Linked DNA regions of Homo sapiens: region 2 is linked to region 1. A link is a loop called in an ENCODE intact Hi-C map of the cell type or tissue named here. Cell type or tissue: mammary epithelial cell. All regions are shown on one strand. Links, peaks and the distances in the headings refer to the core of each region. The heading gives the core; the rest is flanking DNA. Region 1 has its middle 21 kb from the start of LINC01751. Region 2 has its middle 60 kb from the start of BMP2.

What was found. A loop is a pair of places that touch in the nucleus more often than their neighbours do. Peaks named below come from ENCODE experiments on the same cell type or tissue, not always from the same donor. Only the 100,000 strongest peaks of a DNase experiment are listed, where the experiment ranks them.
Region 2: a loop joins it to region 1, with 10 times the contacts of the local background. A loop is called at or near these places in 32 of 110 quality-filtered maps.

Annotation. Positions count from the first base shown.
Region 1 is chr20:7,280,158-7,292,593 of GRCh38, forward strand. No RefSeq gene overlaps it. Among named protein-coding and RNA genes, the nearest start is that of LINC01751, 21 kb to the right of the region's middle. In mammary epithelial cell, for the core only: a CTCF peak has its summit at 5,958 (motif pointing left); a DNase peak (open chromatin) is centred at 5,964.
Region 2 is chr20:6,821,784-6,834,219 of GRCh38, forward strand. No RefSeq gene overlaps it. Among named protein-coding and RNA genes, the nearest start is that of BMP2, 60 kb to the left of the region's middle. In mammary epithelial cell, for the core only: CTCF peaks have their summits at 7,227 (motif pointing right) and 8,126; DNase peaks (open chromatin) are centred at 7,228 and 7,938; H3K27ac peaks cover 445 bases.

The DNA of each region.
Region 1 (12,436 bases), core at 2,931-10,930:
CATGGCAGTGAAGTGAGGAAAGATAGAGATGATTGAAAAAATTTTAGAGGCCCTTGTTCTGTTTTACCTGGGTTCCAAAGCTGGAATAAATCAAAACTGATTTTGACATGTCCCTAAGTAGTCTTTCTTGTGTTCCAGTGCTATGTTCCCTTGGCTTTGTTCCTTGTGTGCTTCTGTGTAAACCATATGTTCCTCAAACAGTAAACGATACCTGTACTTCATCCCCTTTTCCATTTCTCCTTGCAGTTTTGTCCTCATCCACAGAACGCTGTTGAATTTCCTCTCCAAGAACTCACCAGCAGCTTTACAGAATATTTTTCTTGCCTATGCTGCCGATCAGCTTTCTTTCTCTCTTGAATTCCACTTCCCTTGGCTTTTATTTTCCTCCTTTTAAAAATATTCATTGTAAATTCATTGTCAAATTTTTTTTTTTTTTTTGACAGAGTCTTGCTCTGTCACCCAGGCTGGAGTGCAGTGGTGTGATCTCAGCTCACTGCAATCCCTTCCTCCCAGGTTCAAGTGATTCTCATGCCTCAGCCTCCAGAGTAGCTGGGACCACAGGCACATACCGCCACGCCTAGCTAATTTTTGTATCTTTTTGTAGAGATGGGGTTTTCCATGTTCCCCAGGATGGTTTTGAACTCTTGGCATCAAGCGATCCACCCACCTCGGCCTCCAAAAGTGCTGGGATTATAGGCATGAGCCACCGTGCCCTGCCTGTCAATATAATTCTTTTATTCACCTGTAACAATCTCAAATATTAGAACTCTCTGGAAATCTTCAATGTCTTGGTTTTTCCACATAGTGTTTAATGGTTTTTACCTTTCTTCTCCGTGGAAACAGTTTCAGTAGCCACTTGGACATTTTGACATGAACATATTTATAAAGTTGCAAACTCAGTTTATCAAAAGTTGACTATTAATTTTTTACTTTTTTCACTCCTCTCCTCAAATCACCTATATTGGTCTATTAGAAACCACCATTTACCACATGAAATTGGCTCTTCAAATTTCCCTCCCCACCAATCTCTCTTTGTCACCCCATATTCAATAAAAGTCTTGTCAATTTTACTTCCCAATGCCCATTATGCGACGACCACATTTTTGCCCCAGCCATCCAAGTCCTGATTCAATTGGTCTTCATTAGAGTCATCGTGTCCTGTTACCCATCTCTACTTCATGTAGCACACTGCCACCAACATTATCTTTCTAAAACTTACATCTGCAGATGACGGTCCTTTTTATGCTCAGTCTCTAATGGGTAAAGTTTTTGATCCAACATTAATAATCTTTTAAAATAAGGCTCAAAACTGTCTTGCTAATTTTCTTTATTTTTAATTTGTAAAGGCTTAATTATATGTAATTCACATATCATGAATTTCACCCATTAGAGTGTAAAAAATCAGTGGGTTTTAGTATATTCACAAAACTGTGCAGCTACAATCAATTTTAGAACAGTCTTATCAGCCTCGGAAGAAGCTGTATTTCCTTTAGGTGTCAACCATGCCCAGTTTCCCTCATCAGAAACTCTATTTCCTTTAGGCCTCAACCATGGTCAATTTCCCTCATCTCATCCCTAGGCATAGGCATCCATTATTTTATTTTATGTCTCTATAGATTTTCCTATTACTGGCATTTCATATAAATGGAATCTTTGAATACATGGTCTTCTTTCATTCAGCATGATGTTTTAAAGGTTCATTTATGTTATAGCATGTATAAGTATTTTGCTAGTTTTCATTGCAGAATAATATATCACATTGTATGCATATATCACATTTTATTTAAATATTAATCAATTGCTAGTCTCTTTTGGCCCTGTCTTTTCCTCCTACCATATCTTGTACTTCTCTTATTTTCACCACTTTAAATTTTTTTTCTCAATTTCCTAGAATTCTTCATACCTGCTGTTTTAGAATTGGTTGTTTAAGTTTCCTTATTTTCAAGTAGATTTTAAGACTGTTCTTTTTCATATTCCTAAAACTGAGGGTTTTTTTTTTTTAACATAGATAATCAATTCTATTCAATGAAAATGAATTCGGTCTACTGTTTTCAGTATTTTGATACTTAGGAATGTGAAAGCTATAATAACCAGAAATGCAAGAATGAACACTGTCTTAAAATTTACGACATACTGTCACAATATTTAAACCTACAATCGTGCGTGTATGGTCATTGTGCTTGTATAATTGATTTGATGTCCTTTATTTATATGTGAAACAACATTATTGGCATAAATTCTATCAGTTTTCTAATATAAGAGTGATAAATTGGGGTAAATTAACAAATATCTTTGGCTATTCCAAAGTTAAAGACATTGGACTGGAGTACTATGGGAGATCGGGAGGTGCAAAGAATTATGGGAAATAACACATGAACACAAACAATCATGAACTAACCTGTCATGACAGGAAATGGGAACTGTTTAGTTCTTGGACACAGCAGCAAAAACAGCAGATTACTTTAGGTTGAGCCACTATTAAAGAACTCTGGATTAGATAAGATTAAATTCAGTCCATAAAGAAAAACAGGATTTAGATAGATAGATGAAGACAAGAGAGATGGTTAATTGGGACCACCTAAAAGCCAAATTTGTTGACAAGGGAAATCCTCATTCAGATCTGAGTTTTGGTACGGCCCTGGGCATATTTTGTTAATCTAGTTAATTCCTTGCAGTTATTCAGCTATGCCAATGTTCTCTCTTGCTTTGTGAATTTGCACAAACTGCTCCCTTTGCCCGTTCACTCTACCCCCTCCCCACCCCCCAATCTGTCTGGCTGTCTTTCTTGCCAACTAAAATTCAGTTTAAATCAATTTCTTTTCTAAAGTCTTTCCTATTCACCTCTTGCTGAGTTAGGTGCACCCTTCACTATATATCTATAACCCCCAATTGGAACATAGCCCATGTTGGATAAATAGGTGATTGAATGGATAAAAAATAAATAAATGAGAGTATGAAATATTAAACTACCTCACTGAATCCTTCCTATTCACACTGTCTCTCACCATTTATTTTCTAAATCTGCTTTCTAGCTAGCTTTTTGAAAGAACTTAGACCATGTGAAGCAGGACAGAAACATGTAAGTGGAAGATGGTATTTATTTTAGTAATTCACAATATCTTGTTACGATTCTGGAAAGGCAGTAATGCTTAAAGTATGATCCCTGAACAAGCAGTGTCATCTTCACTTGGAAGCTCATTAGAAATGTAAATTCTCAGATTCCATCTCCAAACCTACTTAGTCAGAAATGGGGAGAGAAGAGTGGTTTTCACAAGCCCTCTAAGTGATTCTGAGGCCTGCTAACATTTGAGAACTACTATACTATATTGAGGTTGCTTTCGTAATGTCATAAGGGACTTGCAGGTGGTTTGATATGCTCATTTAGCTCGTCTAAATGATTCATTTCTTCTGTAAAATCATTCATTTCTCCAAAAAGTCCCCTGGTTCCTTTTCTTGGAAAATTGTATTCAAAACTAACATCTGGGGGATAGGTGTGTTTGCTGCTTCTGGGGCATCATTTATTTCTAGGCTCTCTCATTGGACACACACACGTGTGTGTGTGTGTGTGTGTGTGTATGTGTGCAGATAAGTGTATATTCATGGATTAATACACATATTTCCTTCCTTTCCACATATGTGTGTGTATATGTATTTAATGGTGCAATCACAGCTCACTGCAGCCTCAAGCAATTCTCCCACCTCTGCCTCCTCAGTAGCTGGGACCACAGATGTGTGCTACCACACCTGGCTAATTTTTTTTTTTTTTTAATAGAGACAGGATCTTCCCTATGTTTCTCAGGCTGGTCTCAAACTCCTGGGCTCAAGTGATCCACATGCCTCGGCTTCACAAATTGTGGGGATTACAGACGGGAGCCACCACGCTTGGCCGTCTATGCCACCTGGATCGTATTAGCCTTCTCTTCACCTGGGTTGTATACAACCTTCTACTCTAACAGTGAGGAACCTAGTTCTCACCATCTTCCATACATCTACTCAATTGTTCAAATCCAGTGTGTGTCTATAATGGTTCCATAATTTTTAACATACCGTCTGGTAAACAACATTACCAGTTAGAGTTTGACATTCTCATGTAGTTCTTTTCCTCTGATTGTGTTGGAGTGGCAATCCAAAATAAAACTTAATGTTAAGTGTTTCATAATCTAGAAGAACAAGTCCTCTAAGAGACTAATCTGTAACATCCTGGCTTGTGTATTAAAACGAAAAAAAGAAAGAACCCATTCACAAAAGGATAAAGAACATAAACATCATCAGAGGTAGTCCAGACCCTGGAAAAAGTGAAGGAACATTTCCAAACTTAGTGCAATTCCTGCAACTGACAGTACATGTGCAGGGCCCATTTTGTTAAATTATTCATAGATTTAGAATGACCTGACACACTCAAATGTTAATAAATACATAATTATTAAATTCTATTACATGAAATTAGGTAACTAAAACTGGCCTATTGTGGTTCCTCCTATCCAAAGCAGTATTTCAGGTCCTCACAAAATCAGAAGTATATAAGAAGGCCAGAAAGTCTGAATTTTGGCACATTTCTTCTTTCTAGAAAAGGTTCACAGGTAGGATGGTAGATGAGGAGCTGGTGGGCCAGGGAGAGTGGAGAAGCTGGCCATAGCACTGGGAGGGGCTTATCTAAAGTTCCTAGTGGTCCAGGAGCTACTTTTTATGGCTCTTCTAAGGAAAATGGTACCCATTAAGAATGATTTTTTTAAAAGCAAATGACATCCTATTCATAATTTCTTCTTAAAAATATGTCACCTCTGCTAGGAAGAAACCAAAATTGCCCTACATGAGCATTCATCATTATTTTTTAATCTTCATTTTCTTGTTGTGTTTCTTTATTACATTTGATTATGTCTGTCCTGTATTATAGTTTCTTATTTGTAGTGTTGCTTACCTTTTCCTGTTCAATCTGCCCTACGTATTCTCTTTGAGGGTGGAGGCTTGATCTCATTATTTGAATGCTTAACATATAGTTGATTATCAACAAATATTGAATAGAAAGCTCAAAGAACACATAGAAAAGAATAACTCAACATTGTAGTTTTTTACTCCCAGATTTCTTTTGTGAAAACTAAAAACTTCCTTGACTTTATTGAGATAAATGGCTTTTCAGCATGAACATTCATGCTCACTCATAAAAGCAAGTTCTCATGAGGTAGTCCCAGGAATAATACTGTCTTTTGAGTCTCTGAAAACTAAAGTATTCATGCTTCTTGCACGTTTTTTTTTAAATCATAGAATTCTTCAATATATTATTGGGACGGGTTATATAGTTTGGATGTTCTCAGTCTGCCAAATAATGGCCCAGCTGCATCAGAATCGATTTGAAGAGATTAAACAAACAAACAAAAACCGAACAGTTTCCAGTCACACCCCTAGAGTTTTGGATGTAGCAGGTTTGAGGTAAGGCTTGGAAATCTGTCATTTAAAAATACCTCCCCAAGTGTTTTCTGATGGGAAGTTGGATCACATCCTGCCTCATATTGTGGAATAGGTGGTTAAAAATCCCCCAAACTCTGTTCTTCCATTAGCAAGAAGGGTCACTACTGATGTGTGTGTTACACCAGAAGTCTGTTCATCTCAGACCTTCTTGGAAGAATAAGTTTGGTTTGCCTTCTCAGTGGCGGTCACACAAGACTGCATGAAAGAACAGTCTGGCTGAAAAGCAAAATTTATATTTTAGAACAATATTAAAAACATAGAGCCAAAGAGCCAGTTTCAACAAGATGAGCTTTCCATAGCATAGCTTTATCAGGACTTCTCTGCTTTCTGTTAACTAGACTGCCTGGTGAATTCTTCATGGCAAATAACTCTAGCCAGTGTTTCGAGAAAGTGATTTCTAGCCTCCTACACTCTAAGCCTTGGGAAGTACAATCCAATATTGAGACAGGCCGATTTGAAGAGCTCTGAGCCTCAGGGAACAGCGCCATCTGCTGATGACTGAGGACATAGCTTACTTGAGAACAAGAGTCTTCGGGAAAGCGGTAGATATTAATTATGTATGTCCTGGCTTTCGCACCACGGCCGCTATAACAACCTACTCCCAAGCACCAGGCATTCTTTCAGCTCATTGGGTGAGATTAGTCAGTAATAACTGGTGAGTGTTTTTATTACTTAAATATGAACACCATTCTTTGAATGCCATGGCTTAAGCCTTAGGTAGACAAACTCTGCCTATAGGTGTTCATGCATCAAACATAGAAGCTCAGCACTACTGGACAAGGCATGACACCTTTGCCACAGTAACTTTAATGGTTTAGGGACAATGTTCAAGGAGTCTGGTTACAGGGGGCTATGGGGAATTTCATCTCCTAACTGTTTTTCTTTAGGGCCCAACATCAGCAATCACCAGTTAGTGTGTGATACTCCGAAGTTTCAGCATGTGCCATTTCCTGCTGAACGGGTCTAACAGAGCAAAGCAGACCCCAGGGAAGCCCAATTTTGGTTAGGTTAAATCCTTAAAGAAACGAGGTGGTATTTTTCCCATTGGTAGTTTATTTATGTGTTTGTTTTAATGTTAGGGCTTATCCCTTCTAATATCCTCCCCAGGACCAGGAAAGGGAAATGTTAAAGTCATGAAACGGAGAGAGAAGAAATACCCTATCTGTGTGTGTGTATGTGTGCATGTGTGTGTAGGTGTGTGTTCTAAACCAGGTCTTTGAAAGATAAACATTTGATGTAGCAAAATGTTGAAAGTAAAAGTAATAAGCAAGTTTCATTACATTTTTCTAAAAATATTTGGCTTCCAAAATCAAACCCACTTAAAGTTTTCCTACTTTTATTTTCTTTTCTTAGTCATTTCAACATATTGTAGGGGATTTCACTGTGTCATAATAATGTTATTTTTACACAGATTTTAACAGTAAAAATAAAGTTGGTGGACCCCACTGCCCTCCACAAGAGCTGAAAGTTCATTTTTCTGCCCAATTCTTCCCACACACGTGAAAAAAACACATTTAAAATTAAAGGTCAGCACTTAGGCTCTTGTGAGGTCTGGCAATATTTGATCAGAGTTTAAAAATCTATAGCATATATTACAAATAATATTTGAAATAAGTGCAGATGGAAATAATTAGATTTTTTCAGTTTGATTTTATCGTTTATAAAATATTTGAACTAGGCTTATTATTTTTCTATATTTAAAATGTGTCTAATTCAATTTTCACTATTGCAAGGACAGACGTGGCATAAACACATTTACATGAAAACTCATTATTTCTAAACTCGCAAAACTTTAGACCACATAATCCCAGGTACTTCAACTTAAAACATTGCAAGTTTAAGTAAATGAAATATTATATATTAATAATAATTAATACTGAAACTTATTGATAACATTACTATGTAATGTTTTTGGTACTTTATGTGTAATAATTCATTTAATCCTTATAGCAACACTATCAGCTGGGTACTATTGCTCTTCAATTGAGGACACAGAGAGGTTAAGTACCTTACCTAGGGATGAAAATATAGCTAGTAAATGGCAGAGATGATAGAAGCATAGATATACTGAGTTAGATCCCTTTATATCCCCTAAGAACACCTCCTTAAATGTTTCCTTCCAGGTGTCTCACTTCATCTCATCATAGCCCTAATCTTGAGATATTCCTGTCTGTCTGTCTGTCTATCTATCTATCTATCTATCTATCATCCATCCCTCCCTCCCTCCCTCCCTTTCTCCCTCCCTCCGTCCCTCCCTCCCTCTCTCCCTCCTTCCCTAACTGTCTACCTACCTACCTACCTATCTATTGGTTGAGCATTCCTTATCCGAAATGCTTGAGACCAGAAGTGTTTTGAATTTCAGATTTTAAAATATTTGCATATACGTAATAAGATATCTTAGGGATGAAACCTAACTCTAAAAAGATATCTTAGGGATGAAACTTAACTCTAAACATGCAATTCATATATGTTTCATATGTACTTTTTACACATAACCAAAAGGCAGTCTTACACATTTTCAACAGTTTTGTGTGTGAAACAAAGTTTGGGTACATTGAACCATCATAAAGCAAAGGTGCCACTATCTTGGCCACACTTGAGGACAATCTATGGTTGTTTGGCATCACCATCATTCCTGACTTTGATTTTGTATGCCACCGAGAAGCAATTATTTTCTTATACTTATTCAGGCATAAGTACTTAACAGTAATATAACATACCATTAATACAATGAAAAAAATAATGTGTTCAAAGTAGCTAAGCAGCACGGTAGCATCACCAGATGCCTGTATGAGCTATTAAACAACAGCAACAACAAACACCAGCAGGCTTTCAGTCTTTACCTGCGGTGCTGTGTTTCGATTAAAAGGTTACTGAACCCTGTATTTTGTCTCTTTAGGTGAGAAGAAACATTAGAAGCAGTTGAAGGACCGGGAAGTAGGTCCTCTGGAGATGAGGGGACATTCTTCTAAATGGCTTGTTAAAATGTTAACTGTAGTGTCATCTGTGTCATTAGTAACTATTTTTTTGCCTTAGAAGTCTCTCTTTCATTTTATAAACTGAAGTGATTTCTTGTTCTGCTATCAGCTACGAACATACGCTGCTCTAGTCCTTCGATAAACCCATCACATATTTTCAGCATGTCATGTATAAGCACTTTTTCTGTAGTGTTAACAAAGTCATTTTCATTGTTACTATTATCACAATCATCTAGACTCAGAGCCATTTTGGCTTTTTCACTACTGACTAATGAATGAACAACCGGAGCCTCATTATTGATGTTAAGAACTTCTTTGTTATCCACCTGTTCCACCCTATTGACAGATTCTGAAGATACAATTTTTGCATATGTAAGGAGATCTGACATTTTTCTTCTCATCTGACTTTTGGAATCCTTCAAAGTCACCACTTTGTCATCATCACAAAACATAGTCATAAGCCAGAGATTGTGCCAGGCATGCACAACTGTGCCTTTAGTCACCATCTTCCAAGCATTGGCAACAGCACCTATGGCATCCTAAACTTTTCAAAACCTTTCACGCCCATACCTCTGTTCTCTGCTGCTGGCGTGCTTTTCAAGAACGTGTTTTTATATTGACTTTTCTTTGATCTGAGGATGCCCTGGTCATGTAGCTGAATCCACAAAGTCACATTTGGAGGAAAGTATATGGCATAAACGTAATCTTTGAGAATTTGGTGCCTTCCTACAGTGAGCTCAAGCTGCTGGTACCAAATGTTTATGAAAGTAATCAGAAAAGATGTCCCTGGGGATGCATGCTTTTTTGTTAGCATAATATTGCACTGTTAAAAAATTCACTCCTTGAAAACAGTGAGGATGCAAGCTTCTGCCTATCACAGCAGGGTTACACTTAGGTGTGCCCGCTGCCTTAGCACATCTTAGCACAGTTATTCTGTCCTTGGCATCCTTAATTCCTGTAGGAGCTGTCTCATCAGCTGTAGTCAGTGTCTTCTGGGGGCAACAAGGCCAAAACAGTTACGTTTTAGTAGCATTATAGATGTGTTCTGGAGTCAGATTTTCATCAGTAATGACTTTAGCAAACTCATCAATGAGTTTCTCTGCTGCTTTATGATCAGCAGATGCTTATCACCCAGAGCTTTAAAAATGTAATGCCATGTTGCTGTAGAAAAAAATGGGTTCTTGTCACACAATCAGGAAGACTTAGGCACACAGACACTTTTGGAAGGGTGAGGGGGAACGGTGTTTATTGGGTGAAAAAGGAAAAGAAAAACCAAAAAGCTCAGCAAAGTGAGAAGGGTTTCTGTTAACAGGCCCCCATGTCACAGATTGAATCCCGGGTCACCATCCAGGAACAGCAGAGGTCAGACTCCTCCTCCCTGCAAATGGCACAAACTTCCCAAGACTCCACCCCATCGTCCCGGTGTGCAGGTGGGCATTATTGAGAAAGAATAAGTTGAGAAAAGGGCGAGCTTCATCTGGGACTGGCAGTCTGGTTTTTCAGCCTTCAGGCTGTTTAAGGCTTGAAGGCAGGCTTTCACCGGGGGATGCTTGGCTGCCTTCTGTCGGTATCAATGATGTTTTTCAAATTTCTCCAGCCAGCAGGCTGAATTCTTATAGTTCCATTTAATTTTCAGTTTACTGTGATAGATCTTTGCTTGTTTCATAGTCAGCATACTATTAAGTAACTTGAGTTCACTGCAGTGCTGATGGATCCATTCTTTCAATACACAATCAAGATCTTCTTTTTCAGGTTTATGCAGTATTTTTTTTCTATTTTTTAATTAACTTCTGCTCATCACTTTTGGCAAAGGTCCTGGCCTGATGGGGCATCATGGGAAACTGCCCTTGGTGTGTCCCACTGCACACACGCCATTTTATTATCATTTGTGGGAAAGCCTGCATGAGGGAATCTGGGCATGTACAGAGAAAATACACCAAAACTGAAGTTGGGTAGGAGGGTTCTATTTCCCCCATGCGGATGCTGAATAAACTGTGCGCACTTGCATTTTGACTGCCACATGTCACATGGGGTCAGGTATGGAGTTTTCTACTTGTGACATTATGTCGGTGTTCGAAAGGTTTTGAATTTGGGAGAATTTCTGATTTTGGATTTTTAGATTAGGAAAGCTCAACCTCTTTATCGTACCTACCTACCTATCTCTGTATCTACAATCAGTATAGACAGTTAGATATAGATGTAGGTATATACGTGGTTAGAGCAACAGCAGCCCAGACTTTTGGCACCATGGACCAGTTTTGTGAAAGACAATTTTTCCACGAGATGGGGTGTGGAGGGGGATAGGGTTTGGGGATGAAACTGTTCCACCTCAGATTAACAGGCATTAGATTCCCGTAAGGAGTACGCAACCTGGATCCTTTGCATGTAGAGTTCATAATAGGGTCTGTGCTCCTATAAGAATCTAATGCCATTCTGATCTGACAGGAGGTGGAGCTCAGGTGGTAGTGCTTGCTTGCCCACTACTCACCTCCTGTGTACTGCCCAGTTCCTAACAGCCCACAAACCAGAGGTTGGGGACCCCTGGGTTAGAGAAAGAGAGAGACAGAGAGAGAATGAATACAAAGAGGGATATTTTCAAATAGCTGGTAGACAGGTTATTGAATGGTCTCAACACAAAGAAATGATAATGTTTGAGTTGACACATACATGAATTACCCTGACCTGATCATTATACATTGTATATATCACAATATCACTATGTACCCCATACATATATACCCCTTGTCACATATTATGTGACAGTTAAAATAAATACGTTGTTAAAAAGGAGAATAATGCAAAAAATATAAGTATGCTATTTCCTTTTTTTCCTTTCTGTATTTTATCTTCTTCTTTATTTGCCTTCTTGATTAATCATTTCCTAGAGGCTGGTAATCAGATTTGGCTCCTGCCCTCCAAGATCTGTCAGTTTCATAAACTAACTCACACATGCAAATACTAATAGCTTTAAAGTGCTGAGTGCTAGAATATGTTCCCTTCAGTGGTAAAGAATTGGAGCAAATTCTTCCACATTGTGGTGTGGGGTAAAGAGGAAAGGCTTTCATAGAAGAGGCAGCATTTTGGTTGGTTTGGCAGGTAGAAATAGGAGGAGAGTGTTTCACTGAGACAGAGGAGCCCAATGAGCTGTCTGCATGGGGGTGGAGGAGGTATGAGTGAAATACACAGGAAGAGAATTTCAAGAAAGAGGTGGGAGGTGGGGGCAATTAACATCCTTAACTGCTGCAGGGAAAACAAACAAATGGCTGAGAAAAGACCATTAATATATAAGCATTTTCTGATACGTGAGCCATGCATACAATTTTAAATATCCTAGTAGTAGTCACATTAAAAAGAAACAGATAAAGTTTAAAATGTATTTTATTTAACCCTTTATATAAAAATATTATCATTTAACATGTAATAAATATACAAATTTATGTTTTGCATTCTTGATTCTGTACTTTGAAATCCAGTGTGTATTTCATACTTACAGCATATCTCAATACTAAAGAACCACAAGTGCTCAATAACAGCACCCTGTGGTTTGTGGCTACTACATTGAATGACACAGATTTAGACAACAGCAAAAAAAGTGTGAGTAGAGAAGTGGAACCAGAAGTCAGATTCTAAGGAATTAGGGGAGAGTGGATGGTAAAGACATAGGGACAGACAGTGTGTATTACTTTTTTCCAAACACTTGGAGAGCAAAAAATGACACTGTTCTTTTATTCTCTCTTTAAGATAACTGAGATGGTAATACATTTCATGGAAAGGGTCAAGAAATTTAAAAAAAATGAGAAATTGCAGATATGAGGAGGAAGTTATGAAGCCAGCATGCCATACTGAGGGTTAAGACCTAGAGGGTCTGGGACTACTAGTGCTAGTCTTTTTGTTCTATGTTTGGAAATGGACTACAGCCATGCCTGGTGACAATGCAATCTGCTTATTGGCTCTTGTCATTAACAGGACTACTACCCAAACAAATTACCTTC
Region 2 (12,436 bases), core at 2,961-10,960, 460 kb before region 1:
AAACTGTATGCACATTAAAGTTTAAGAAGCTGTCAGTCATCTATATAACTTCTATTCACATGGAAATTCTGATTATGAACCTGCTGCTTAAATCTAAGATATTCTTCACATGACTTATACACCTATTCTGGAAAATATCTGAAAGTACCCGGGAATAAAATGCATGAGACTATCTGTGTATATATAGCTTTCTATGTTTCTGGTTGACTTTTCTTTTTTTTACTATTTTATGGCAATAAATATTTTATTGAAGCAGCTTGGGTTTTTTTTTTTTTTTTTGATTGGTTAACTGACTTATTCATCCCACAAATCTTTATTAAACACTTCATGTGCCAGTAAATAAAAAAAGATGATGAAGCCATGCCGATCTCCTCAAGAAAATCAGACTCTGGCAAGGGGAGCAAAATTAAGGTTTCAAGGAGCTCAGATATTCACAACCTCAAGCAGGTCACAGACACCCTTGCTATCATGATGAAAGCTAAACAAAACTTTTCTAGGAAAAAGTCCACAATTTCAAGGAATTCATGGTACCACTGGAGACCCTTTGTAGAACTCCTCAAGTAGGTTTTCCTAATCTTGTGCTCACCAGTCACAGTGTCTGGGATTCATGATTTCTTTCTTTTTTGAGACAGGGTCTCTGTCGCCCAGGCTGGAGTGTAGTGGCACAATCTCCACTCACTGTAACCTCCGCCTCCCGGGTTTAAGTGATTCTCGTGCCTCAGCCTCCCAAGTAGCTGGGATTACAGGCGTGCACCACCGTGCCCAGCTAAATTTTTATTTTTTTATTTTTTGGTAGAGATGGGATTTCACCATGTTGGCCAGGCTCATCTTGAACTCCTGATCTCAAGTGATCCTCCCACCTCAGCCTCCCAAAGTGCTGGGATTACAGGTGTGAGCAACTGCACCCAGCCTATGATTCTTAGAGGTATTTTAAATCTCCTGAAATTGTACATAAAATTCCATTTTTATGTGCTGTTTTCTGGGAGGAGAAACCATAATTTGAATCTGGTACCAATGAAATTCACTCCCCAAAAGGAGATCTGGCAGGTGATAATGATTTTGAAGGTTTACATAGGCTTTTTTGCTACTTAGAAAAGTCTTTACATGTGTCATCCTTAGTGACTCAAGAGTGGGTTAACTGGAGATTGGGCGGGAAGGGGGTAGAGTCTAAAGAAAACAGAAGTGAATTGGTTTAGCTCTCCACTCAAATCACCTTTCTTTACCTGTTGAGCAGACACACCCTTGTGTGTTCTGACTCCTAAACTTAGTCTTCTCTGGGCATCACCAATCGACCCCATCATCCCAGGAGGCCAGTTGGGTCCTCAAGAAGCAGCCTCCCAGGTTTCCTCTAGAAGACAAGCCAAGTAGATCCTCTTTAAGGACCTTCATGACCAAGGACCTTCTTGAAAGAAAAAAGAAAGGGAGTATGAAGGGAGAGAGGGAAGGAAGGAGATGCATTGCCATGACCTTGTCTTTCATGATAGTACTAAAAAAAATTGTTTTGAAAAAGTTTGCTGAAAATGCAGCCAAGATGTGGGCAAGCCTTTTCTTTGGGCAGAATGAATTTTAAAATGATTTAAAGTTTATTTTAATGAGGTTATTTAAATAAAGAGTCTTAGCTTGACAAAGGATGCTCTGTTAATAAAGCTTCAGTTCTATTTCATAGTGTTAGTATTTTAAAATATAGCTCTCTGTATTCTTTTTCTTGAATAATCTTGGTTGTCTTTACAAATACTAGCAATTTTAGTGCTTTCTTTGTAATATTTTGTGCTTTAAAATATGTGTCTTTGGTCAGGCGTGGTGCCTCATGCTGTAATCCTAGCACTTTGCGAGGCCAAGGTGGGAGGATCGCCTGAGGCCAGGAGTTCAAGATTAGGCTGAGCAACATAGACAGATCCCATCTCTACAAAAAAAATAAAAATAAAAAATTAGCTGGGTTCAGTGGCATATACCCGTAAACCTAGCTACTCAGGAGGCGGAGGCAGAAGGATTGTTTGAGCCCAGAAGTTCAAGGCTGCAGTAAGCCATGATTGCACCACTACACTTCAGCTGGAGCAACAGAGCAAGACCCTGTCTCAAATAAATAAGTAAAAATGAAATATCTATTTTTCTTTTGGTCTTTAAGGGTAAGATACATAAAGCAGGCAATGTGCTAAAATGTACTTCTTTTTCTCTTTAATGCTAACTTTTGACCTGTAATCTCAGTCACATATACAGAACTAGATTTGACAACCAGGGAACATTCTAGGTTAGTAAAAGTTGGCATGCAACTTCTTTGAAACTGAGTTACTTGTTAGATGATGAAAACTTAGAAAAACTCTTTTTCTTTTCTTTTGGGTAGAGCTTTTTGTAGATTGTTTTACAATGTACATGATGGTTTCTTATTTTTTAAAGCTGGGCTTCATGTATGAATTATCATTTTAATTTATCTAATAGTAACAATTTACTCTAATTGAATCTTTTAATTGAGAAATACCAGGGTATTTTACAGGCATTAATTAATGCTTCCTACTTCCCTGTGCGGTAGGTAAATGTTAACCTTGTTTTATAGGTGGAGAACTTAAAGGACACAGTTAAGTGTTCTGGGGCCACCCAGAAACTCAGCGGGTGGAAGGCCTAGACAACCCATTTTGGTTCTGGACCGATGCTCATTCCCTTGGTTCTCGAGCTAGAATCCAGCCTTTGCTCTGATTTATGTGGAATAAGAGAACAAGGAAAAAACATGGAGATCTCTTAACTTTTATTCTTTTGCTTTATAAATGAGGACACTGAGTCAGAGAGCAGTGACGTGAATTCACTATCCATGATAAAGTTACTCATTTGTTTACTCATTGAACAAATATTCATGTAGTACCTGTTGCATGGTGTGCATGCTTCTTAAATTCTGTAAACACATTGAACAAAACAAGCGAAGTCCTTGTTCTTAAGGAGCTTATGTGACAATGGGAGGAAGACAACAGTCAATAAACAAATAGAAAAATAACTGATACTGAATCAGGTTGTAGTGTTAGTCCGTTTTGCATTGCTATAAAGGAATACCTGAGGCTGGGAGATTTATAATGAGAAGAAGTTTATTTGGCTCATGGTTCTGCAGGTTATACAGGAAGCATGGTGCCAGCATCTGCTTCTGGTGAGCTCAGCAAACTTTCAGTCGTAGTGGAAGGCAAAGCAGGACCAGACAACTCATGGCAAGAGAGGGAGCACAAGAGAGGGGATGAGGTACCAGGATGCTTTTTAGTGATCAGATCTCATTGTAACGAACAGAGTGAGTAACCCTCGATTACTGTGGGAGGGGCACCAAGCTACTTATGAGGGATCTTCCCCGATAAGCCAAACACCTCCCAGCAGGCCCCACCTCTAACTGTGGGGAGTCACGTTTTCACGTTAGGTTTAGTGGGAACAAATATTGAAACTGTATCAGTTGTAATAAGTGTTTTTTTGGAAAAAAAAAAAAAAGCCAAAATTAAAAGGCTGCAGAGGAGGTGCTATGTGTGTAGGGGTGGAGCTGTTGCTGTTTTATATATGATGTGCAACAGAAGTCTCATCTGTAATATCATGTTTCTGTAGAGACATAACATGATGTACAAGTCATGCAGGTAGCTGGAGAAAGTTTTTCAAGCAGAGGAATCAGCATGTGCAAAAGGCCTGAGGTAGGAGAATACTTGACTTCTTTGAAAAACAGAAAGGAGGCTAATTTATCCAAGAGAAGCAAGCAGGTGGAAGAGTCATAAGCAATGAGATCAGAGTAAAAAGGGGGGCAATAGTTTAGAGAACTTTGTAAGCCATTGTAAGGACTTCAGCTTTAACCCTGACATGTGAAATCCTGAGAAGATCAGGGCAGAGGAGTGATGTAATCTGACTTACATTGTAGAGGGCTTACCCTGACTATTAGGGGGAGACAAGTCCGGGGTGTGTAGAGGAAGTGTGCAAATAGGGAGACCAGTTGAATGTGCAAGACACTATACGGAAATTGAATATTGATCAAGACTGGTGGTAAGGAATAGGAAAAGCTGTCATAAAGCTGAATAACCAACCATTGCATTAAATTCCAACTTCAAGGCACAGGCCCTTCTTGTCATGCCAGGTAGTCAGTAAGTTTCAGAAGGTTTAAAAATACTCCTCCTGGGTGAATAATAGTAAAGGCATCTAAATTTTCTTCAATGAGTGCTCTGCAAGGTACAGCTGTCAAAAGATAACCAAGGGGCAAGTTGTACCTTAGGCATGGATGCCATGGTCACTAAGATGAGCAGCTTTCTAAGATCCTGCCTCTACAAGTCAAGAATAAAAGGAAGTAAAGGAGTTGCTGATGGGTTGAATATTCCTGCTTTAGCAAGAACATTATAGGCTGCAGTAATTCTGCTTGTTCTTTGTCATCAGGTATTTGTACTAATTAGGAATACTTTCAGCTGTGTGTAACAGAAGACTCTGACCAATGGTCTTAAGTGATTAACATATGTAATTATTTTACATGCCAAGGAGTCTAGAGGTTGGTGGAAGAGGATTTGGTGTAGTGGCTCAAAGATAAAAGTCCTGAGCTCTTTATATTTTCCAGTTTAACTATTCTTAGTATGTTGGTTTTTCATCATCATGCTGCTTATTTCATAGTCACAAGATGGCTGCTGCAGCTCCAGGCATTACTTCTTCATAGTAGAGTCACATTCAGAAAGGCAGTGGGAGGGGCAAGACACACTCTCCTCATTAGACTTGCTATTTTTTTTCCCTTGGAAGAACAGCCCCTAACAGACAACCTCTCACCTCTCACTGGTCAGTAGAGGACTTCAGGAGATTTCTAGATCCTTTTGCTTTGTTGACAAAGAGCAAAGGATTACCTTGCCTGTTATATAGAGCAATCATGAATCATCTCCTGTGGCTAAGAGGAGGCCACATTCCCCAAGATCAAGGTCTCTTTACCTGCTCTTGGACACATCAGGATTCTATTAGCAGGTATGAAGTACACTTGTGTTTGTGGTGAAGGGTAGAGGGAATGGGGCAGAAATGACAATTGGGTATGGTAGTGGCTGAGTGAATACTTTTGAGGGGATAGTTTGGGCTCGTTCTTCTAGACTTCATATTTAAGCTGTGACCTAAATCTTTCAAAGGAAAATGAACACAATCTGGTTTGCTGGAGGAACAGAAGTATACCCACAGTGTTGGCAGTGAGGGAACATGAGGTTGACAGCTGGGCAGGAACCAGATTAAGAGATTGGATCTTATTTTAAGTGCAATGGGGAGCCATTGTAGGTTTTAAGTACAAGAATAATTTATGTTTTAAAAAAGATAGTTCTGGCTGCTGAGTGGTTAATAGATGGCAAGGAGAGAAGCAGAAAGATGGAATAGAAGGCAATTTCAGGTATCCAGGCAATAGAGGGTGAAGACTGGAGCTATGATTCTATGATAGCTAACTTCCATATTTGCCCTCAGTGATTCTCTCCTTTTGGTATTTACACCCTTTGGAAGTCTTCTGCATTTTACCAGGGTTAGTCTCAATGTAACCAATAGAGTACAGCAGAAGTGATGGTCTGCTGCTTCTGAGACTAGGTTATAAAGGCTATGACTTCCATCTTGGTCTCTCTCTTTCTTGGATCTCTTGCTCTGAAAGAAACAAGCTCCTAAGTTTTGAGCTACCTTAAGGAGAGGCCTGTGTGGCAAGGATCAACAGCCAGCAAGAAATGGAGGCCTGCCAACAGCTACACAAGTGGCCCCAGAAGTAGACCCTTTTTTCAATAGAGATGACAGTTGGCAATTGGCTATGATTCCAAAATTATGGGGATAAATTAGGAATGGAGAAATGGATTTAATAATCACTAGGGCCAGGTGTAGAGGCTCATGCCTGTAATCGTAGCACTTTTGGCATCCAAGTGAGGCAGATTGCTTGAGGCTAGGAGTTCAAGGCCAGCCTGGAAAGTATTGCAACACCCTGTCTCTACAAAAAATAAAAATAAAAATAAATAGGTGTGGTGGCAACTGCTTGTTGTCCTAATTACTAGGGAGGCTGAGGTGGAAGAATTGCTTCAGCCCGGAAGTTCGGGGCTGCAGTGAGCTGTGATCGCACCACTACACTCTACCCTGGGCTACAAAGTCAGACTCTGCTTCTAAAATAAAAAAAGAGAGAGAGAGAGAATATCTCAAATATAGGTAGCATTTAAAGCTGTGGAACTGGATGGGATAACCTAAATAAAATTTATTGAGAAGAGACAAGACCCAGGGCATGAATGAATGAAATGAATGAATGAAATATGAATATCTACATTAAAACACAATTCCCTTTAAAAATTAGAACACATAATGGGAATACATATAGGTGTTAAGTTGTCCATACTGGGAATATTCAATACTGGACATTACTACTGAAGAAAATTTCTTAAACTTCTTTATGATGTGACATTTATACACTGAGAGTGTGTGTTAAGGTTGCTGTGGGGACTTTAACTCTTGAACTTCCTGATACTTGGTGTATTTTCATTTTAAACCTTCCTATTCTATCACAATAAATTTACAAGTTAAACATGTATAGCTATGCACCGTGGCTTTGAATGTGTCTGAATTTCCAAGGAAACATGCACTATGGTATTGGCTATTTATGAGTGTGGAGAAATCTAAGGAAACGTATTTTCATTTCTTATTCCTCAGCAAATTACAGCTCGACATGGGCCTTTAAAAAATAGACTTGCTTTACTTCAAACAACTTGCTTACCTTGAGGTTTTCTGGGAACGTAGGGCTGTATACTTCTGAGAGCTCTTTCATAAATGATGGGATGTGCTGCAACCTCTCAGCTCCAGGCACCTTGAAACAGGCAGGGGGGTTTCTCTTTTGCCTTCCGTGTTTGCTTAAGGGAAACTAAAAGCAATCTTCTATTTGAGGTCAAGTTCTATTACACTGAAAACATTTAGTCTTCAACATACACGATTAAGATAGCACATCTGTAGTGGTCACGAGGATACATGCCCAACTTGCCCCATAGAAAGATAGTAAAGGAATCTCTTGTGTTGGTGGAATAATAGGACTGAAACATATTGAACTTCTTGAAGGGAAAGTATAAGTAGCATCCTCTTCTTTTGCTTTCTGGACACATATTTTCCCATCTCCAGAAAGACTGAGTCCCCAGGGAATAAAGACTATTGATGTGGCCTTAAGTTTGCAATTTGTGCTTCCCATAAAAATTCCTCCCCCAACTATGTATGTATGTCAATCATGATATGTCACCAGCAGGTGGCAACAGCGAGTGCAATAGAATGGAAAACCCCAGGTCAGAATCTCTGCAGATCACTAGGAAGGGTAGCATGCCAGTGTACACAGTGTATGCAGAAGGGAAATGACTGCTATTTATTTTTTTTTAAGTGCTTTACCACTCTGTCCTACCTCTCCAAGAGTCCATTTTCTTTCTTCCACAAAAATTGATTTAGACCAGAGGTCAATACTCTTATTAATCAGAGGGAGGTCCTTTTAATAGCCTGTAGGTCTTTTCCTCTACATCAGGGACAGGGAGGTTTGCCCTTGTTTGTTAAAGAGTTCTCATTTTCTGACTTGCCTGCCCCTATGGGCCTCTTAAAGCAACTCTGAAAACAAGTGGCAAAGAATAATTTTTTACTAGAAGACTTAGCAAGAGCCAACTAATTTGACCCATTAAGTGGGCTATCAGAAAGCTAGGAGGAGATGACAGGGGTTGTTTGCCAATATGAAAGAAAGAGAGATATCACTGTTTTTTTTTTCTTTTTTTTTCTTTGTTTGTTTGTTTGTTTGTTTTTTTGTTAAGCTGGCAGCTGCTGTAGTCGGATTCACTGGCATTGACTGCCACCTGGTTGGGGAGGAGTCCTATATCTTTGCAGATTCCATCTCAGAGATGAGACATTGTCCCCCTGTAATTGCCTTTGTGTAATTTCAGGACTAGCATCATGATAGATACTATATGGCAGAGCAGGCATGCTTGGGCTTGTCACATGTACAATGAGGGACTAGAGCTGTCTTTCAGGTCCAAGGAGCAAGGTTATTTGAGGAAAGCTCAGCTGGGAGTGAGTGTTCTTGAGGAAACATCTGCTCCATAGGGATGTAGACCCTTAGAAGAACATCCTTTGCAGGTTGTGCATGAGACAAGCCATAAATTAGTAGGATGAGCTCCCCCTGTAGTCTACTCTGAGTACAGAACTACCTTACAGACAATTCAGTTAGGCCTCAGACATCACAGTGCACCAAGGCAAATAAATCCACAAGTGGGAGGATATGCTTACAGGCACAGCCTTAGTGGGGGAACTGTGAAAATTATCCCTTCATGTTTCTCTGAAAGCAAGTGTATGAGCATTTTATGGAAACCTAGTGCCTCCCATCCCACTTGGAATCTGAATTGCTTGCAGTTTCCTGAGATGCCACTCCAGCCATCCATGAGGCCTGTTCTCACTTCACACATACTCTAAGACAAACGACTTGTCATATTATTGAGAAGATGGGAAACTATTTATATTACCACCTAAAGAAAGCGCATTATAAGAAATCAGGCTATGACTTTGGTTTTGCCGATAGCTGACATTTCAAATTCGGGCAAGTCACAAAAATTTCATTTCCACTTACTTATGTTAAGTAGGGTAATGATCCCGCCTTGGAGACCCTATAGAATATTTGATGATAATAATAATAATAACTAAATGATTATCGCTTATTCATGTGCTGATTTCCAGCCTGATAGTCAGGCTCTTCACCCATCTATTTCAGAGAAAAGCCAATATCCTACCACCATCTCCAGGGCCCTATATCATCTGACCCCTTTACTTCTGACCTTGTTTCCTCCTGTTCTCCTTTTATTCATTCAAACTAAGAAACTAGCTTTCTTGTTATGTCTTGAATACACTAGGGTCTTTGCATTGCCTATGTGCTCTTCCTGGACTGCTCGTTCTCCAAATATGCAGACGATAGAATTTCTTACCATCTTTCCATCTTTGTTCAAATGCTGCCTTCTTAATTAAGTCTACCTGGCCCACACATTTTACAGTTCGAACCTGTCCCCAACCAGACTCCTAACCTCTTCATTTTCCACATTCAAAAGCACTTACCTGTTAATTATGATTATTGTTTACTGTCTGTCTCCTCCAATTAGAATATAAATTCTTTAAGTACTGGAATTTTTGTTTCGTTGGTTTGTTTTCAATGGAGTATCCAAATACCTTGAAGTGCTTAACATACAAAGGGATTTGATTAATATTTGGCAAATGAATGACAACACAGCCGTCCTGTTAGGTACACACACAAAAACACACATGTATACATATATTCACACACTCCCACTCTCACATACACTTGTATACAGAATTTAGATTTATTTTATAACTTGATGAGGTTGATTAATAACCCATTCTGTGCTCCTATTACAAAAGTAGCACAATTAGAAATATTTGAATATGTCTTCAGGTGAGTCTGTTAATTTTCTTTTGAATAATTTTAATCAAAAAATATGTTTATATTACAGAAGAAATACACCCTCCTTAGGCATTTTAAGAGAAAATGCAGTTTTATTGTTTTCAGTGATGTATAATATAAAGTAATAGTAAGGGGGCTACTGAGACACTGCAGATAAACACCCTGCTAGAGCTAGTTGAATGGATAGATAAGACTCATTTACAATTAACACACTGTTTGTATGCATTTGGGTTGTTGTAAATGTGTTTGAAAACAATTTGTTCTCAAGTAAATTGAAACACCGGCTACATTCATTCTTGTTTACATTAATTTTATTGATCTATTTTCTATAGATAATGGGAAAATAAACTGTAGCGACATAGACAAAGCTGTGTTTGAATTGTCACAAATTACAAATCACAAGGAATCTTAACTGATGAGTTTCTTCCTTGAAAATGTGTTACTCCACAATGTAAACATCAGGTGCTTTGATTGCTTTTGGCTTACTCATATTCATGCTTCTTTATCCAGGATCCTTCCAAATAAAGCATCCAGAAAATGTTTGAGTCACAAAAATATGGGCTTTGTATTGTTTACAAAGGAATATTGGTGGTAGAGAGGAGGGATGGATTTCAGTTCTACTTCACTCACCTCACATTTGGTTTAGCGTGTCCTATTTTTGGGCTATCATTACATGAAGGAAGCCTACCAACTTTTGCCAGGCACTTTGCATCTTCCCTTGTTTTGAGTGAGAAGCTCTAGATTCTTCCCCATGTCTTCTACCACAGCTTTAAGATGGCTATTTGGCTTTGACTGAACACTCCAGCGGAGTCTTATCATTTTCCCAAACAGAGCATTACATGATTGTGTAGTTGTAGATGTTAGAAAGTTCTTCCTCACATATAGCTAAAATTTGACTCTTGGGAGGCAGCCTTTGTAGCTAGCTGTAGATCTACCTAGTAATGGAATAAGAGGCTATCTACCTCTTCCTTCCCCCGCATGTCAAGATCCTTTCTCAAGAAAGCTAAGAGTGGCATTGCTTCTCAGCTTTTTCTTCTCCAGATTAATAAAACTATTTCTTAACTGTTTTTTAAGAAAGTGAGCATTTATAGGCACACACACACAATAGTTTATATCCCCATTTTTTAGAGGTTAACTGCTTTCCTAGATGTGATCTTGTGCTTTTTGCCGCTTGGAAGAAATATTTAATTGATAAGAGAGTAAAAGGAAAAATAATTTGCTCTGCAGCGGCTTTTGACTGGATAACTTCTGAGGAACATATATTGTCTGAAAAAGAAGGCACAAAATTATTTCATGGTGAAGTCTACATAGGGTACACTGGCAATAACTGTTTACCTCTTTCAGGCCAGATTTAGATGTTCTTACTGACATCGTTGGTCCTCAAAACATCCCTGAGATTGAGCCTTACTTCTATTATTCCAGGAAGGATAATACCAATATACAGATTGACTAACAAACTGTCCACATATTAGACAAATCTAGCCAAAAATCAAGTCCAACTCTTTGGTCATAGATGAACACTTGTGAAGGAGGGTAAGTGAAATGCACACACCTACCCATGAAAATGGCATTACTAGAAGTAATGACAATTTGAAGCCATAATCGTGATGCTTTAGCACTTTCTACTTGATCAAAAATAAGGAGATGTGGGCCAGGTATGGTGGCTTACACCTATAATCCCAGCACTTTGGGAGGCCGAGGCTGGTGGATGACTTGAGGCCAGGAGTTCGAGACCAGTCTGGCCAACCTGGTGAAATCATCTCTACTAAAAATACAAAAATTACGTGGGTATGGCGGCACGCGCCTGTAGTTCCAGCTACTGAGGTGGCTGAGGCGCGAAAATTGATTGGGCCCAGGAGGTCCAGGCTACAGTGAGCCAAGATGGCGCCACTGCAATCCAGCCTGGGGAACAGAGAGTGACTCAGGGAAAAAAAACGAACAAACAAAAAACCAAGGAGATGTGGAGAGAGTTTGCCATCTTTGGCAAAAAGTGAAGATCACTAATTTGGTGATCTTAATTTGATCTCTAAATGTTGTTTTGCTTTGAAAAATAGCTGAACACATAGCAATGTTCAGTTTAAAAATCATAATTAATGAAATTATGTATCTTTTCTCAGACCCAGATCACAGAATCACTGGGAGGAGATTAAATATTGGGATAGAGCAGAGTAAAAAGAACCATGAAGGAAAATCATCTTTAACTTGAAACTAAATTTGGTAACATCTAATATCAAACGGGATTCTTATAGCATGTGGAATTGTTTAGTCACTACCATAATCATTTCAAAACCAGATTTTCTGCTTTACTGCTATAGTAGTTCTTGCCTAGCAAATGAGGAGCAGGTCTTGAGTTTCTGGAAACATTCATGCTATTTTATAGAACTTCTCACGGACACCTGGAGGGAATGGGATTGTAAATTAATGGTTTACATAGCTGTCACCTGAATTCCTAGAATTGGAACATTTTGACTTCCTTGATGAGCTCAGACTTTTGCTTCATGTCACTTATGAACATATTTCCAAAATTTGGAAAATAAATGAGTTTAGTTTCAAAGTTTATAAATTTTTTTTGTGAATTTAGAGAGAGAATTAAAGTGGTGGAATACGGTTACAAAGTAATGTTATTAGCTATAATTAATCAGCACGGACAAGTATTGTGTCCTAGGATAAAATTTTAATTTGCAAGGTCTCAATTAAGAGTGAATAGAAGCTGTCAGTGAATTTATATATAATTTTGTAAATTCAGTAGATAGCAACCTATGACATTATGCAGATGACTGTTTTGCATATTTATTAACTTTTTTCATATTTTCCTTATTGGGAATCAAGAAATTTGTGCATATTAAAGTTACAGAGTGTGCCACATTATGACAAAGACTGTGACCTCTTTAAGAAATGTTTCCCGGTCGGGTGCATGGCTCACACCTGTAATCCTAGCACTTTGGGAGGCTGAGGTGGGCGGATCACCTGAGGTCAGGTGTTCGAGACCAGCCTGGCCAACATGGCAAAACCCTGTCTCTACTAAAAATA